Linked DNA regions of Homo sapiens: all the other regions are linked to region 1. A link is a loop called in an ENCODE intact Hi-C map of the cell type or tissue named here. Cell type or tissue: Caco-2. All regions are shown on one strand.

Region 1 (2,500 bases):
TGGAAAATAATCCATAAGAAAATGGAAAATAATCCTCCTGCAAAAGAAACCTGAAGTGGATTACCTAATAAATTGTTTTCAGCCTGAATTTTAAGGTATCACGACATAGTCATGTTTGTTTTTTAAAATATCATTTTCAAAAATCAAAGACATTAATGGTATTCTCTATTTCAAAACTATGATCATTATTCTGCTTTTTGCCACCAATATTTATGCTAGGAGAAACATGTTTAAGAGTCATCAACACCTTGGGCTCATTGACCATACGAATGAGTCACATGGTCAAAATGAATAAAATGTTATTTAGAAAAAGGAAAAATATATATATATATTTATACATATGCATAGGTATTCTTTTTAAATGAATAAAAGGGCTTCATAATTTGGGACAGCAGAAAAAGGGAGTAGCAAGCATCACAGCCCAAAGCAAGAATGAAAGTAGCAATGGTGTCTAGACAAAGGAGCAAGGATATTTGCTTTTACAGTTAGTTTTATTTGGGATATCTTGGAAGAAAGAAGGGTAGGCTCTCAATGGCTAAATTAAATTATCTGGATGATTTGTCTACACAGAGCAATAATGACATCTCTTTTTGTTGTTGTTTGCTTTTGTTTTGTTTTTTGTTTGTTTGTTTGGAGACAGAGTCTCACTCTGTTGACCAGACTGGAGTTGCCCGGGCTGGAGTGCAGTGGCATGATCTCGGCTCACTGCAGCCTCCACTTCACGGATTCAAGAGATTCTCCTGCCTCAGCCTTCTGAGTAGCTGGGATTAAAGGTGCCCACCACCACACCAGCTAATTTTGGTGTTTCTAGTAGAGACAGGGGTTTCACCATTTTGGCCAGGCTGGTCTTGAACTCCTGACTTCAAGTGATCCGCCTGCCTTGGCCTCCCAAAATGCAGAGATTAGAGGCCTGAGCCACCGCGCCCGGCTCCTCTTCCTGATGTGCTATGTAGATACATCTCTAACAGGAAACTATAGATCCCCCAGCATTTGCTTTTGAAATAATTCAAAACTTTCATTTCAGTTAGGAAACACATTTTGCCAACATCATATTGTCTATCTTTTCCATTACATTCCCCATAACAATAGTTTTTAAATGAAGTATGCCTCAACTTAATGTTTATTATTAATGTAACAACTATTTGTTGACTGTTTACTACAATTCTCGGAGCACCAATGACTAAAACAAACAAAATAACCTTCCCTTGGTAGAGTTGGGGAACTTTTCCGCAGAGCATGGAAATTAAGGGGAAAAATCCTGTAGGTTTCAGGTTATCCACTAGGTGGCAAGGTGTGCAAAAGTGACTGCCTATTGCAGAGCAAAATTTGGTACAAAGAATGTGGCTTTCTATGAAAATTTCCACCATATTTTGTTTGTAATGATATTTGTAAAGTCTCTTTTTGAGCTCTACAGTTAATAGCTAACGGTCAGGATTCACTCTGTGTTCAGTTTTACAAAGCATTCTTTGCTTGGGGCTCATCTCTTCAAGAAGAGAGCCAGCTGTGTTCCCTAGTGGCCCATCTACAAGATCCCCCAGCTTACCTTAAGAGATTTTTCTCTTTTCCTCCCTATATTTCTCTGTGCCCCCAGATGTGTGGATTATGAAATCTGCCTAAGGGTCTGAACATCTGGCTTTGCAGAAGGACCACAAAGCGTTGGTTCAATTTTATTCAAATTTACCTAGATCAATTTAGATATCACACTTTGATTTGCTGATGTGGGGGGTTAGTGTCCAAAACACTAACATCTTACAATAACATCCATGCTGATAAGTAGTCAAACACATATGCCCATATGTACATACATGCAATTATGAATATATTTTATTTTCAGAGACTACTTAAGTGAGATCTCACATTTATAGCAAAGAAATAAAATTATTTCATTTAATCAGACCTCTTCTTTGGAAAAGAATTGTGATATTTTTCTCAGTGAAATTGGGCCTTTATGCATGTATTTTGTTTTCAGAGACCATTTAAGTGAGATCTCACATTTATAGCAAAGAAACACAATTACTTCATTTAATCACACCTTTTCTTTGGTAAAGAATTGTGTTCTTTCTCTCAATGAAATTGGATCTTTATGCATCTTTAGATCTCCCAAAGAGATTAAAGAAAAAAAATCTTTCCGTCTTTGAAAAATGGTTTATACAGGATGTAGAACACTTGTAGGGTTGTTTAAATATAGAGTTTGAGATTTTTCTGTGCTTGTCTAACATATGAAATCTGTATCTTTGTTTTCAGATGAGTAGCCTCTAATCCAAAAGTGAGATATTAGCTAGGCATGGTGGCACTCACCAGTAGTCCCAGCTACTTGAGAGGCCAAGGTAGGAGGACTGCTTGAGCCCTGGAGGTCAAGAGCAGCCTGGGAAGCATAGCAAGACCCCACTCTCTAAAAATACATAAATAAAGTGAGATTTTAGAGATAAATATTTTTCTTTGTGAAAATGTTCTCCCCAACAAGACTGTGTGTCTAAGGACATAATTATTAGTAAAACAT
Region 2 (2,500 bases), 490 kb after region 1:
TTCCTCATCACTCACCTAAAAACAAAAAACCTTTTTAGATTCCAGCTTTGACCATCATTATTCTAATCACATTTGTCTTCGTTAACAATAACAATTGCTTTTTTCAAGTACCTTACAAAACTTTCTTTGCAGCATTTGATTTTGTTACACAGAACTCCTTCACAGTCCTTTCTCTTTCGAGGTTGAATCGTGTTGATTTTAATTTGCCATCTTTGCCTTTGTCTGGAATTTTTTCCAACAACTTCTAAATGTAGGCATTTCTTAAGCGTCTGTTCTTGTTTGTGTTTTATTTCCTCTCTACATTCGCCTCTTCAGCTATTTCATCTGATTCTTGAACCACTCTGTATATGGCTTTTAATAGTTGATCTTCACTTTTCACTCCCTCTTTGGCTTTAGACCTAAATTTCCCAGACCTCAAACATATTAAGATGGATTTTATCAATTGTCCCATCAACATTTGCTTCTCATCCCCTGTTCCCTTTCTTCATCAATGCTTCTAATCTGATCCGTTTATCTAAGCTATTTCTCTCTGACACACAGGCATTCAGTGACTTCACAACCACTGCGAATCAGCCTCTCCTGTTTCTACCTTCCACATAATTGCTCTTTGTCCTACTTTCTGTTCTTTTTCTGGAAAATTATGAAAACTTCTTAAACAATCTTGGTTCATTTAACTAAAATAATCTTTAAGAGGTACAGCAAGGACCAAACAATTTTCTTGCCCCTTATATGTTGAACCATTTTAGGGTGCCACTTAGAGGGTCCCGCACATTTTAAACTCTTTGCCCTAAATGTACTTAATTTTTCAACCAAGATATACAATCAGCCTGTCCTCAAATTGCCCTTCTTCAATTTCAAAATCAGGTCTGCTGCTTCTCCCCATGTAGATTGATTGCTAAGTAGCCCCCCAAATTTTAATTTATTTTATTTCCTCTCATTTACGTTAGTACTTTATCCATATGTATGCTAATTATTTAAGAACTACTTATAAAAGTAATCAATTTAAATTTTCCAAGGAGGAGTTATCAGAGAAATTGATATTTCCACTTCTTAAGAAAAACCAAACAGGAGAGGGAGGGGTATAGTCACGTTGCCCCACAAAGTTGGTCTGCCATCTAGTGACAGCTCCATCACACTACAAGCCTTGTCTTTGACACCTGGAGTCTGAGGCTCGGCCTTCAAATTTTCCTCAAGGAATGTGTCAAACAGTCCTTTTATTCCCCCTCGGATAACATACTGTCATAAGGTAAAATATTGCATATTGCTTAATTTTTATATGAGATTAAACACTGTAAACAATTAATTTAGGACTAATTATATAGATCAGAGAAAGGGTAGGATGTGAAATGTTCATCTGTGTTAACGTTGATCAGTGAGGCATATGGGTCTACTTTGAAAGAAGAAATGTAGAGGAATACCTGAAAGCTTGAATAAATCTGTGAGAAAGTGTGAGACATTTTTTCTTCTGAGCTAACATACATAACATACCCAGCAGAGTGATATTAAAATAATAAACATTGCTTATCTGAAGCAGCATAGGTTTGGAGGCAGTTTGTCACTGTCACCTTTGTGAGTTGGAGCCGAATACTCAACCATTCAACATGACCACTTTCACATTTGAAAACGTAGGGATAACAATATCTTTGTTGTCAGTATAAGAAAAAATATATATAGACACTTCGTTGAGAAGAGGCTCCCAATAAATAAGTGATAGTTTGTTTTTAATGATTACCATCCTTTTCACTTCTGATGATGTGTATGGAAACACATATCTAAATATCAAGCTTTGAAAATCTGTTATTTTTAGATCCTCAATTTGTTTCTTTCTCATAGTGTGGAGTGCATGTGTTGATAGGTATCATTATTTTCAGTACCTGGTGAAAGGTTACATGCCTATTCAGTAAATATGTGACCAAAATGATTACAAAATAAATTATCCATATTAGGCATTAAAAGCTTGTATCTACTATAATGTAAAAGTATTTTAAAAAGTAAGTGGTTCATACTTACAGCTTTCCAGTTGCATTATACATGTTTGTACATCCATGGGAAAATTCTTGAGATCCATTGGACAGGAAAGTGTTAATGTTAATCTGAAAGTCAAAGTAATTATTTTTAAAGGAAATTTATGACATTATATTAATATTCTATTGTACAGGAGAAACAATGTTGCTTTGCTGGTGACTAACTCAGATTTAAGTAAAAATTTCTCCAGCTTATGTATCCTACTTACTATAAAATAGCTATGCCCTTATATACAAATCTGGCTTTGGTGGGCTGGGGGTTGGATAATTGCATATCTTAGGCTGGTGCTAAAGTAATCGTGGGTTTTGCCATTAAAAGTGCTGGCAAAACAGCAATTACTTTTGCACTAACCTAAATATAAGCATCCCGTCATATTTATATATCTATATGTTTATTTATTCAATTAGAAAGGGCTGTGGATGTCTAGAAAATGTCTGTATTCCAAGACGACATCCTCAAAAGAGAAATTCAAGAG
Region 3 (2,500 bases), 410 kb after region 1:
AAGAACATGACATATAATTGTAACTAAAACGTGGCCATCTTGACAACATATTTTGATATTCCATAGATTCTATCTCTTATATATGTGATACCATGGTGCTAAATCTTTATACTATTAATGGCTGGTTAACTCAATCAAATAAACCAGTTGTTTTAGTATTTTAAGGTAGAGGTTTCTTATATGCTATAATAATGGAGAACTAAGCGAGAATTCTCTTTGTCTCTTCATCTTCTTTTTGCATGTAAAGTTGTGTCTACATTTAGCATATCCAACATTTTGGCATTCAGTCAACTGTGTGGAAGAGTACATTGACTTCAAATGAAGCACAGAGAAGTGGAACAGGAACTTCATGTTAGGGATCTAAATGCTAATGAGACCCTTGCACATGCTTTCTTGACTTCGAAATTAATATACATACTCATCAGTACCCTGTCTTTCTATTTCTTAAATTAGCTCAAGAGAGCAGCATGGTTTCCAGCGATGGTTAAACATTTCCACCAAGAAGCCTTAGTGAAATTGGAAAGTAATTGGAAGACAAAACAGGTATCTATGGCATATTCTCTTCTGTAACACTGAATTTTTTTTCTGTTTCTGTTTCAGATTTTATACTCATTCTAATTTTACATTTTTAGTATGTATTTCTTTCAAACTTTATAGTAAAATTGTCTCCACAGGAAGATATTAGCATTTATCTCACAGTTGCTAAACCCTCTTACTACAATTTGAAGATCAAGAACAGAGACTGATGGAGAGTATAGTTCTGGCTTCAACAGTGACTAGCATCAGTAGCCTCGAACAAAATTGCCTTATATCCTTAGGCTCCATTTCATTGCTTGTAAATAAGGGTTTTGAGAAAGTTCTGCCACAAAACTGTTTAATGAAGCTGTTAAAGTATAAGGTTTATATTGACTTGTTGTATTAAAAAGATTTAAAACACCCTTTTATGCCAAAATCTTGCCCCCAATCATTAATGAAATTAGCCTCATGGTTTTTTTTGAATGACATCTACAATTCCGAAACCAATGAGAGGGAGCCCTCTTGTGGTTTAGGCATAGAGTGGCTTATGTTCTAGCTGCATTTATAAGATACAAGAATGTATAATCTTTGAAAAATGTAACAACCTTAGATACCTACTGAATATGATCTAAAATTTATAGGAAATTTAAAAATTACAATTTTGGATATGTATACTTGTTCTTTAAATAATTCAGGGGAGTTTTTGAAACTAAAAGTATGCAGCACATAGTATGTTGCTGTCTGTAATTATATTCTTATTTAGTAAAAACCTTTCAGTATATACTTGGTTAGTAGTTATAATGATCAGTAAAGACACCAAAGTGGTTCAGGTCACCTCACTTAGGAAGTAGAGGACAAAATAATGACATTAAAATAGATAACTGCACATTAAATACCTTTTATACTCTTTAACTGTATTTCTGAGTGATAAGCATCAAACATTTTGATCACTTAGGGATTTACCATGCTTATAACAGCAGGTGAACTTGCTATATTTTGTTGCTTAAGAATACAATATATAACACATATTAAAAGGTAAAAAATTAAGTAAAAAATTTATGAAGCTAAGGTTAATTATTATTAAAGAAATTTCAAAAATTAAACTTACTGTAGCCTAAGTGTACAGCCTTTAAAAACTCTACAGTAGTGTGGCTGGGCATGGTGGCTCATGCCTGTAATCCTAGCATGTTAGGAGGCCAAAGCAGATGGATCACCTGAGGTCAGGAGTTCAAGACCAGCCTGCCCAATGTGGTGAAATCCCATCTCTACTAAAAAATACAAAAGTTAGCTGGGCATGGTCGTGGGCGCCTGTAATCTCAGGTACTCAGGAGGCTGAGGCAAGGAGAATTGCTTGAACCCGGGAGGCAGAGGTTGCAGTGATCTGAGATCACGCCACTGTACTCTAGCCTGGGCTACAAAGCGAGACTCCATCTCAAAAAAAAAAAAAAAAAAAAAAAGGTCAACAGTAGTGTAATAATATCCTAGGACTTCATACTCACTCACCACTTACTCAGGGCAACTTCCAGTCTGCAGGCTCCTTTCAAGTTAAATGCCCTATATAGGTGTACTGCATTTTACCTTTTATTCTATATTTTTATTGTACCTTTTCTATGCTTACATATGTTTAGAAACACAAATACTTACCATCGTATTACAGTTGTCTGCACTATTCAGTATAGTAACATGCTGTACAGGTTTGTAGCCTAGAAGCAACAGACTATCCCATATACTCTAGCCTAGATGTAGTGGTCTATCCCATGTAGGTATATAGAAATACACCCTATGGTGTTTACACAATGACAAATCATCTAATGACACATTTCTTAGAACATATTCCTGTCATTAAGCAACTCATGACTTATACTAGCACATTAATATTACTTTTTAAAGTTTCTTTTCAGAAATGAAATTATATTATCCATTAGGTGAATAAGGCATATGAACATAATTTCCCTAGTTGTATATTTGGTGACTTGAAATTTCA

Evidence for each region. Hi-C counts contacts between places; a loop is a spot of excess contacts. Peaks named below come from ENCODE experiments on the same cell type or tissue, not always from the same donor. Only the 100,000 strongest peaks of a DNase experiment are listed, where the experiment ranks them.
Region 2: it touches region 1 in a loop (12-fold over the local background); 3 of 110 quality-filtered maps call a loop at or near these places.
Region 3: a loop joins it to region 1, with 21 times the contacts of the local background. A loop is called at or near these places in 6 of 110 quality-filtered maps.

Annotation. Positions count from the first base shown.
Region 1 is chr4:174,221,176-174,223,675 of GRCh38, forward strand. No RefSeq gene overlaps it. Among named protein-coding and RNA genes, the nearest start is that of LINC02268, 2.0 kb to the left of the region's middle. In Caco-2, a CTCF peak has its summit at 1,310 (motif pointing right); no DNase peak of the experiment used is centred here.
Region 2 is chr4:174,713,478-174,715,977 of GRCh38, forward strand. GLRA3 (glycine receptor alpha 3) reads right to left here. Exons shown (of 10, transcript NM_006529.4): 5 at 2,011-2,093. Among named protein-coding and RNA genes, the nearest start is that of GLRA3, 110 kb to the right of the region's middle. In Caco-2, a CTCF peak has its summit at 1,097 (motif pointing left); a DNase peak (open chromatin) is centred at 1,124.
Region 3 is chr4:174,631,323-174,633,822 of GRCh38, forward strand. LOC105377551 (a long non-coding RNA gene) reads left to right here. Exons shown (of 4, transcript XR_939494.3): 3 at 454-543. Among named protein-coding and RNA genes, the nearest start is that of HPGD, 110 kb to the left of the region's middle. In Caco-2, a CTCF peak has its summit at 1,042 (motif pointing left); no DNase peak of the experiment used is centred here.